Linked DNA regions of Homo sapiens: region 2 is linked to region 1. The links are chromatin loops, found by intact Hi-C in ENCODE. Cell type or tissue: endothelial cell of umbilical vein. All regions are shown on one strand. Links, peaks and the distances in the headings refer to the core of each region. The heading gives the core; the rest is flanking DNA.

Evidence for each region. Peaks named below come from ENCODE experiments on the same cell type or tissue, not always from the same donor. Only the 100,000 strongest peaks of a DNase experiment are listed, where the experiment ranks them.
Region 2: it touches region 1 in a loop (2.5-fold over the local background); 3 of 110 quality-filtered maps call a loop at or near these places.

What each region holds. Positions count from the first base shown.
Region 1 is chr13:34,074,661-34,080,135 of GRCh38, forward strand. LOC124903153 (a long non-coding RNA gene) reads left to right here. Exons shown (of 2, transcript XR_007063754.1): 2 at 4,713-5,475. Among named protein-coding and RNA genes, the nearest start is that of RFC3, 260 kb to the left of the region's middle. In endothelial cell of umbilical vein, for the core only: a CTCF peak has its summit at 2,656 (motif pointing left); a DNase peak (open chromatin) is centred at 2,401.
Region 2 is chr13:34,022,999-34,028,473 of GRCh38, forward strand. No RefSeq gene overlaps it. Among named protein-coding and RNA genes, the nearest start is that of RFC3, 210 kb to the left of the region's middle. In endothelial cell of umbilical vein, for the core only: no CTCF peak of the experiment used is centred there; a DNase peak (open chromatin) is centred at 2,983; H3K27ac peaks cover 658 bases.

The DNA.
Region 1 (5,475 bases), core at 839-4,838:
CTTTTCAGCTCCAGAAATATTTTGTCTTTTTAGACTATCTATCTCTTTACTGGTATTTCCATTTTGTTCGTACATTATTTTCTGGACTTTCTCCATATCTTTAATATGGTTTTTTAAAACTCTTTTGCTAGTATAACTTTTATCAGGTTGTTTTCAGGGACAATTTCTGTTGATATATTTTTTCTTTGAATGGGTCATACTTTCCTGTTTCTTGGTGTGACTTGTTATTTTTTGTCGAAAACTGGATATTTGAATCTAATAGTTTGGTAATTCTGGAAATTACATTCTCCTACTTCACCATTCTTGGTTATGTGTGTGTGTGTGTGTGTGTGTGTGTACACTGTTACAGGCTGTCTCTGTACTGAGGATAAGCCTGAAGTGTACACTTAAAGTTTTCTAGCGCTTCTGTGACCCCGTGCCTTTTCCTGGGCATGTGTGGTGATCTTCTAATTTCTCCCAGATATCTGATACTAGAGGTACACTGGGGAGATTCTAAACTATTCAATTGTGCCTATGGCATGCATGGCAGAAATTACTAATTGATTTTGGCTGTCTTTGATACAGAACCCCAAAATGGCTTTAGAATTATTTCCAACACAATACTAGATTATTACCAATTCTACCAAAGTTTTTATTCTAACTTTGATGTTTTTTAAATAAAACACTCCAAAGGATTTGAGTCATTTAAAAGCGCAAAGCAGACACTGTAGTACAATAGATGTTATTCTTTCTACTTCCTGCCCATATAGTCTTCCTCTTTAGCTTTCTTTTTTCCTTTTGTGTTTCTGTAGATGCTACTAACATTGAGATGACTATAATTTTTAATGATAAGCAGAAGATTTTTAAATTTCTTGCTCCAACATGAGAATCTACTCACTCTGGCTACTTGCTTGGTACATGGTAGTAAGGTTGCTATTTAATAGCTTTTCCTGAATCTCTATATATTGAGAGTGTGTAATAGTCAACTCAAATTATTGCTTTTTAAATCTATTGTTCTCTATACCTAGAGATGAAATATCCTTTTTTTATATGTTAGCTTAATGTCATGCTGTGTTTCTGTAGCAATTATTTGTATGGAATTACCCGGTAATTTCACTATACTTTCCTTCAATGTAGACAGAAAAGATTATACCATCATTTCACAGTGTCTCTTTGATTTGTCACACTGGGCATTAGGAACTACTTTTGGAAAAAAAAGCAATGAAGCAAAATTGTTTCTCTTTTCAATAGAAAAATTCTGTTTAAGGAAATAAAAGTATTTTCCTTATGATAACAGATGAAAAAATATACCTGTCTCACTGCTGGTAAACTCTTCCAAGATTAGAAGGTGCCTCTTTTCAACGTGACTGGCATATGAATAGAAGGTGTGGAAGCCATTGCTATTGGCAGGGGAAATCAAAGATTTGGCATTATGGGTTTTCCTGCATTTCACAATAATTTCAGTGTCTGGGGGCTAGTTCCTGGGAATTTAGCCTCTACTCTAGGAAAAGGTATGGGTGAAGATGCTGGGGGGTGGGGTGGGGCGGGGCTACTTTCCATTGTAGCTACTTGGAGGAGAGAGGGACATTTGGCAAATTCCTGCTAAATGTCAGGAGCTTTACAGCCATTATTTTTCTTGGTCTTTTCAATAATTTCGCAGAAAGTATTATTTTTTCCAGATGAGAAGACTGAGGCTCAGAAAGATTAAGCAATTGTTCCAACTGCCCATATTTAAACAGAGGTTGCATTGTAATTAAAATGAGGTCTGGATCATAGCTAAACATCCCTTCAGTTTAACTAAAATTTTGCATGAATCTTTTAATCTTTCATTGATAACCATCTCCAAATGACTATTCATGACTAATCTTGGCTTAGCATAGTACTGCTACAGTGCTTTCTCACTTATTCTCATAGCCTGACTACAGATTGCAAAGTCAAGTACTCTTTCCCCACTCTTGACAATCCATTCATCTCCTGTGAGTATGGATTTAGTGACACCTAATGTCTTGAGAGCTTGGGGGGTCAAGGAGAAGTCTGCCCTTCAATTGTCTTAAGCCAGAGTGGCGAAGAAAGAGATCTGGTGCCGGGCCATACTCCCCAGTCTCTCTCAGCACGTCCCATGACTTTTTCTAATATCCACTGCTGTCTTTCCATTCTAGAAAAGAGAAAGATGATCCAAGTATCTGTATGGAAAACCTAAGGCATTGGGGGTCTCCTGGGAGTCTGAAGCAAGAGGACTGAGATACCCTCAGAGGTATTGAGGTACCCTCAGTAAAGGGCAGCAAGACATGACTCCTGAGGAGAGTGGAAAAGCCAATGTTTATTCTGGCTGCCTTCAATTCAGTCATTGCATTCCACATCTCTCTCAGGCCTTCCTAAGGTCCCAAATGTGGACAAGTGTGGTATGAATAATCTGTATGACACTAAATATTTCCTTTATCCAGGATGGGGCAAAGAGGAACTTTATATAAATAAATATCAAGGGGAAGTGGTAACATAGTTAACAAATGGCAGCTAAGTTACTTTCTGATGACTGCCCAAGGTCTCTCAAAGTACCATTTCTGCAAAGCATGTTGTTGTAATCAGCCTTCTTGGATTAATGCTCAGAGGCAGTAAACAAAACACAAAATAAAAAAATATATACATGACAAGCAGCTGGCTAGTACCATCTAGTGGTAGCAAAGAAGCAATAACTTTTAAAATGACCTTTTAAAATGCGGAAAGGGGGAGACTGAAACCATCCATTCCTTTCTGGGGACATGAATGGTTTACCACGAAGGTGTAGAGCTTCATTTTTGTCCATGGGAGCTGGAGAGTGGCTCAATGCCAGGACGCTTTTCAGAGAGAAGACAGCTGAGAGAGATTGAGCTGCATTTCGAGATGGGCTTATTTCAATGCCTGAGATAGGGGCACATAAAATTGCACACATAGCTCATTTTCTGTTTGGTTGTCTCTTGTGGGAAGGAATGGTGCTGCTGATCTCTGGGAGAGTTTGGGGGTTTCCTGAAAACCAGCTACTTTGTTTATAAACATTGCCATTCAAAATCCAAGTCCTGGATAAAACTCTGGCTGTGGCAATTGGTTTTGGAGACTTTGTTGTTTGTGACACCTGCCTCCTTGTATCTTAGGCAGAGTTTCAGAGCAGCAAATGCTTGCATGACATTTCTCCAAAGGATTTTAGTTGATGATCTGCATTCCACTGAGCAAATAATTGTCATTGCTATGGTTTATTCAATACCTACTGTGTGCCAGGTACTGTGGTGAGCCTTTTAGCTGCATTGGCTAATATGATTCTCAAGACCATTTTGAGGCAGGTATTCTTTGTCTCATTTATATAAAAGAGAAGTGGGGCTCAGAGAACTCATATGACTTGCCCAAGATCACAGAGGTCATGGAGGTCGTGCTGGGAGTCACTCGCACGGGAAGGTATCTGACAGCCACTGTGGAGGATGAACTTACAGCTTCAGCACCGTCCCTATCCTCAGAAAGCTTATGATATTTTTAGGAAGGTAGGACATGCACAAAAATAGAAATATACCATGAGGGCCTGTGCAAGATGGTTATGTTTCTGGAGATTGCTGACAAGGCTATTGAGTCTAAGAGACAGGCTGAGACGTCAATTCCCCTATCCCCATATGAATAGGCAGCCAAGCCACCCAGAATCATTCGCAATCTCTCCTTCCTCATTGAATGATGTTTAAATGTGCCTGACTTGTTGATCATCAATGAGGTGGCACCTGCTGGAGTAAGAAAATGTTGTGATCAAGAAGATGGATCTGGTGCCAGGACAAGGTGGACTAGAGTAAAGATTCTGGGGCCAGGGAGATTCATTAGGAGGAAGTTGTGAGTCACTCGGGTGTCAGGAGATGCACTGAAATGAAGAGACAGCTGTGGGGATGGAGAGGACGAGCTGACAGGCCAGACACTGTAAAAGAACCAGAGAGAGTAATTGGGCCCTGTTCCTTGAAAGATGAGGAACAAATATGACTGGTGAGAAGGGGAAAAGGCTGTGTGGGTGCTTCTGGGTGTGTGTGACAGTAGGTGTGTGAGTGCAGATGTGTATTTGATTGTGTGTGGGGCAGTGTGCAAGTGTGAGTGTGGGTGTGAATGTGTGTGTGTGTGTGCATCAATGTGTGTATATGTGTGAATGAGTGTGTGTATCTATGTGTGAGTGTGTGTGGGCATGGATATGTGTGAATATGTGTGTATATGAGTGCACATGTGTGAAGGTATGTGTATGTGAGTATGTGTGAGTGTGTGTGGGCATGGATATGTGTGAATATGTGTGTATATGAGTGCACATGTGTGAAGGTATGTGTATGTGAGTATGTGTGTGTGTGTGTGGGCATGAATGTGTATATGTGTATGTAAGTGTGGATGTTAGTGTGTGTGTGTGAATAAGCATGTGTATGTGAGTGTGTGGGTGGGTGGGAATGTGTGACTGAATATATGTGTCTGTGAATGTGAATGTGTGTGAGCATGTGTGTGTGTGTGTGTGTGTGTGTGTATGGAGATCTATCAGGAGAATGTTGTACCTGGTCTCTGAGTTGTTTGTAGAAATGGGAAACAGCTTCTTTTCTCTAACCCATATTGTTTGAGCAGATTGAGCTCTCTAAAGAGATGTTTTTATATAAACTAAAACAAAAGGTGTCTCTTTATTGGATGTGGTAGACAAGAAAACAAAAATTGGAACCAACATCCTATTTTCCTTATTATGTTCCTTTGATTTCAAGGCAAATGGTCTCAATCAAGACATTCCCCACTCTGGACTGAAGGGGCTGGTGGTGGACACCATGTGAATGACCCACCCTGAAAATGACTTGAAAGTTACAAGGGCAGAGCTCCAGCTGACGGCAAAAAGGAGACAGGCCAACTGTAAGGTTTCCACTTTGTGACCCAGGTTTAATCTTCTTACAGTGTGCACTGCACACACATTCACACATATACAAATACACATGTGCACATTCAAACACAAGCACACAAATTCGCATGTGCACATACACACATGCAAACATATAAACACATATGTACACATGGAAACACACAAAAACACACACACACAAATACACACCTATGCAGACACAGGTACATATACATACACATACATGCACACATACACACACAAACATACACACACATATACACAAACACACACATGTACACACACAACACAGCAGTGCTTACTCAGAGGGAATTACAGCAGAAGCAGCAGGAGGTGTTTACTTCTCACTTGATACACAAAACCCAGGCAGAGAAAAACATGTACTTATTATTAGCACAACTTATAAAATCTTGCTCGGGTGTGCAAAATTAGTAATACAAGGAAGTGGAACTATTTTATGGCCAGGGTTTTCTGACCACTATGTCAATTAATTTATATAGACCCATACATCCTATATTAAGTGTAACTTTCATTCCCTCTTTCCCGTGGTGAATGACCCAAAACTTTTAGAAAACTCTTCAGACAAGCAATAAAATAAATTCATCGTTGTGCAT
Region 2 (5,475 bases), core at 537-4,536, 52 kb before region 1:
CTGAGCCACTGTTAGTCAGTCAAGCACTTTAAATCCTTTCCTGCATGGAAAAGGGTTATAGCAAACCATCTGCTCAGTTGTTTTCGTGAAAAGTTAGACACTTATTTTTCTCTTTAACAAGAATGTTTTGAGCTCTGCTACATGGTAGGTATTGCATCAGAGATACATTGATGAATGAAGATAATTCTTGATATTTACTGGAGAAAGAAAACAAATAAGTAGGGTTTTGCAATACAATTGTATAATTTTATTCTAGGAGTGAAAATAGAGGATGCTATGTGAGTATGTAGCAGTGCATCTAATCCAGATTTGAGAGACACTGGGATGGGAAACATTTATCAAGGCAGCACACACCAGTAGACTAACTGACCAGCTGAGTTAGATGTCTGGTTTGTGGCTAGGTCACATTAGTCTCTCTTTATGGATTTGTTCAGATCCTTGGTCTTGTCAGAATGATGCTAACTTTGCCTCTTATTCCAATGGCAATGTGCAATTATAGTTACATCTATTAATGAAGCTAGAAAGCTTTTCTTATTTCATGTCTATGAAAATCTACATTTTAACACCTTTTGTGAGAAACTCTAGTTTACACATATTTGAAAGTCTTTTCATTGAATAAGACACTCAACAAAAATGTAAATGAAAGACCAGCACATTTTCATTGTGATGACAGCAATGCAAATTGATGGAAGAAATGATATCTACCTCATTCTTGTTCTCTCTCTCTCTCTCTCTCTCTCTTTCTTTTCTTCTGGCTTTCTTTCTCTTTTGTTGAGGACACTGAGGCATACAGGAAGGCAGTTACGTGTTCTGGTTTATACCTTTAGATAATAAGACCATTACAGATGAGCTTTGTTAGTCCTACTGAATAACAGTAATAAAATTTACCATTATAATCACTATTATAGTATGACTAGTTATAAATATATTAGGTTTAAACATGACAATGCCAATTGGTATGTAAAAAATGTGGAATATTGGAAATTTTAAATGATTCATATTGATATTATTAGTATATTGTATGTTTAAAAACCATAAATGTATCATAATTCATAAATAATAAACAGTATATGATTTATTACTGAGAATAGATTTGTGGAAGTACTGTACCTCAGAAGCAGGTAATAAGGGGGTGTGTTTCCTGTAGAGAATTTTAAAACAAGAAAAAACAAACTGACTAAAAATCAGCTTCCTTTTTATTATCACCATGGGTTGGCAATTCTAAATAATGTCAGATATAAGATGTTCCCCCTCCAAATAGCTTTTGTTGGTTTAAGTTCCAGACAATTGCTATAGTTACTTGTGGATACATACATGCGTGTACACACAGACACACACACACACACACAGTTCAAATTAGCCCATTTTATTTTTTAGCCTTAAATAAACCTTGTGTTCTATGTAGAAGTTAATTGGGAGAACTTCTGTTTTACAGAGAGTCTTTACCTTGCAGCCTCAGTGACACATGTTAACCTACAATGGCTCTGAATCCTTTACGCTTGCTTTGGTACAACCCCTGTATTTATTAGTGTCCCTGCATTTAAACCATGTGTTCTACATAAACAATAGTAGGATGGGGATTATGAAGATGCAAATAAATAAACAGAACTTGAATTACTTCAATTCTGGCCCTTTTTCTAAAGCGATGAATCAAACAATACCATAGAAACAGAACAGAAACAAATTGTGATACATCTGTATACTGGGATACTGTTGGAATGATACACAAAACAACCTGGCTTAATTTCCAAATAATTATGCTAAAAGAAGCCATCAGAAAAGAGCAGATGCTGCATATATTCTATGTAAATGAAATTCTAGAGAATGTAAATTAAACTATAGTTACAGAACACAGGTCAGTGGTTGCCTGGGATTAGGAGTGGGCGGAAAGTGGTGGGAGGCGGGGATTATAAAGAGGAATAAGGGAACTTTGGAGGCGACGGATTACGGGTGTGTGTATATACATATCAAACTTATCAAATTGTATACTTTAAATGTGTGCAGTCTACTCTATGTTGATTGTACTTCAAGAAATCTGTAAAAATGCTAAGTATGCCACTGTTAAACAAATATAATAAAGCACTGATATATTTATAAACAATTTTCCACCAATCAGGAATTTTAACTTACTGTTTCTCAATCTTGTCTTCTCTATCCAAATGAATCAATGGCTACACTAGATTGGATTTCAGAACTCATCTGGTCCAAGAGAAAGACATTGTCCATTGGAGTGGCTGTGGGGCAGGAGGAATTGTTTTGAGTGGGGATGGCAGTTGATAGATGGTAAACTGCAACTAATTACTTGAAATTTTTTTTCAAACCAGTACAAAATGATTTGAAGCCTCAGGCCAATTTTCAGTAAAATATCAAAGGAAAAGGCCAGTGATGAAAAGATACATAATTTATAATAATCTAGCTGGACACTTACAGAAAATTCTAGGTCAATAGGGGCTTTTTTTGCTTTCTTGATCATTTATAGCCATCATTGCAGCACTTGAGATATTGATGAAGGATATGAATTAATGTGGGATGAAAGAATGCATACAGGTACAAGTTAAGACTCCCCCAGGTCCTTTTATATTTCTTTCTTTTTGGTGGGGCGGGGGTGCAGGGTCTCACTCCTGTTGCCCAGGCTGGGGTGCAGTGGTGCAATCATGGCTCACTGCAGCCTTGATTTCCCAGGCTCAGGTGATTCTCCCACCTTAGCCTCCCAAGTAGCTGGAATTACAGTTGTGCCCTATCACACCCAGCTGATTCTTTGTATTTTTAGTAGAGATGGGGTTTCACCATGTTGTCCAGGCTGGTCTCCAAGTCCTAGGCTCAAGGCATCCACCCAGCTTGGCTTTCCAAAGTGTTGGGATTATAAGCATGAGCCACCATGCCCAGCCCCCATGTCCTTTCTAATCGTCAGAGATCAGATGACTCAGAGATATACAAAGGAGAACAAAAGCAAATAAATCACCAGGCTATAGAAGCAGAAATTCCTGTGGCCTTCCATTTTTGTCTCAAGAATTTTTCTTTATTGCCCCAAATGCTCCAGCCAAAGGAAACAGGAAGTTCTGATACTATTAGGGGACCTCCTTATATACAAATCAGCAGTGCACAAACTGACAGAACATTTCTCATCTATGGGGCAGCAGGAGAGGAAGGGCTTCTGTGACACTTGGTTCAAGTGTTTCTGCTTCCCCACACTGCCCCTACCCAGGTCTAGAAAGGATCCATACACCTTGCGGCCAGCATTTCACTCTCCTGTTAGGTGATGGCTCACCTGACCTGTCTCAAACCAGGCTGGGGTTAACTCAACTCACACCTCTCACAGTCCTCATCACTAGGGATATAATTGCCTACTCTCATTGCATCAGTTGGCATTCCATAACAATCAAAAACAATGAACAGAATTAAACTCAGTTGGTTAAAATGTTGTCTATATCCCATTGAGATTTATAAATGATCTCTACTTATTGGGCCCAAGTCTTAGTGTATTAGGGTGACTGAGTGACAGCATGGTGAGCCTAATTCCATTGAAAGAAGGTTTTTAATGCAGTTCCCCACTAAACAAGAGGCACAGCATGTACCAGACACAGCCACATGGGAAAAACACCATGGTGCTCAGGATGCAGAAAATAGGAGCAAGGGGAAGGTATAGGCCACAGTTTTCAGTTTCTGAAAGAAATGCAAGTTGTGGCAGGGCAAACAGACTAGGATTGGCTCATTTGAATAATTCGGGTGGTTCTGGTGGGCTTTGAGCTATAGCAGTGGTCTGTGGTTGCCTGGCACCTGGCTCTGGGATGATCACGTGAGAGGAATATTGCCTCCTGGGGTGGATAAACCAGATAGAGGAGGTATGGCTCTAGATTGATTAGTTTGTATATCAAAGACATACTCCTGGCTAGGTTATTTGTTATCTTTAAAAATTGGCTAGTCCCAAGAAGGGCAGTCTCTCCTCAGCCAGAAAGGGTTTTCAGGATGTCACAATATGACATTATACAAAAAAATTAAAATATATACTTACAATACACTTCAGACCACATTTCAGTAGCTCCAGGGACCACAAACCAGCAAAATTTATACTCACTCCACACATTCAAAAATGCCATTCGAGAAAATATATCACTTCACTCTCTTGGCAATGGAAAGTTTCCTAAATAACCCCTCAGTAATGTCGTTCAAAAAATTAAATACCATCTGAACACAATAAGGATTTAAATTATGAGCTAGTTTTAAATTATGAACAAACACTTCAAAATATAAGAGTAACTGGAATTCTTTTAGACACATGTCTGTCTTTAAAGATGAGATTCAAGTATATTGGTTTAATTCAAAATTAAAAAAGACTAAAATATCAGTTTTAAAGTTGTGTAACAAACAGAAAATATGTCTTCCGAAGTCAGTGCAGCTTGGTGGAGGACATTGCTGTGTCAGAGGTATTCTGCACTCACTTTTATATGCTTCCTGGGTGAAGTTGTCTTGCCTACCTCTGGGCTTCTGTACTGTCCTCCATGCTCTTCCATCTCCCTTCATCCAATCAAGCTCCTCCTCATGAGGTAAACACTCATCTCTTATGAATCAGCCCAAGCATCACCTTCTTTAAGAAGCATCTCCTGATACTGACCCTACTTGTACACAATTGTCTCCATACAATTAAACTCTCTGCCTCTGCCTTTTCTTGCCCAGTGGCCCATCATAGCAACTTTAGCATATAGTGTCCTTTCTACCTGACCGTAAGTCAGGCCCTTAATTTTATTTGATATTCCATCACTAGCATTTTCAACAATGCTCAGTGCATTGTGATGTTTAATAAAGGCATTTGGAATGGTTCTGTGGAGTTGAAATACCCCTACCAGTTCCTAATGTAACTCCTTTTCTCTCATTCAAATATTTTTAATTAAAAAATCTTACATTTTGAAATAATTTTAGATTTATAGAATATTGCAAAATTAGTACAGTTTCTATATACCATTCTTTCAGCTTTTCCTGACATTCATATCTTACATAACCATGATGCAGTGATCAACAGTAAGAAATTAACACTAATACAATATATTATTAACCAACAATATATTATTAACCAATATTATATAGATTTTGTTTGGACTTCATCAGTGTTCCATGGAAAAACTGTGTCATTTTTCTTTTACAAAATCTAACCCAGGACACCACATTGCATTTAACTGTCTTCTCCAATCTGTGATACTTTCTCTGTCTTTCCTTGTCTTCCATGACTTTGATACTTCTGAAGAGTACTGGATGGACTGGCTAGGTATTTTGCAGAAAGTGCCACAATTTGGATTTGTTTAATGTTTTTCTTCTCTTTTCTTTTCTTTTTTTTTTGAGATGGAGTCTTGCTCTGTTGCCCAGGCTAGAGTGCAGTGGCGTGATCTCAGCTTACTGCAAGCTCCGCCTCCCAGGTTCACGCCATTCTCCTGCCTCAGCCTCCCAAGTAGCTGGGACTGCAGGCACCCACCACCACACCCG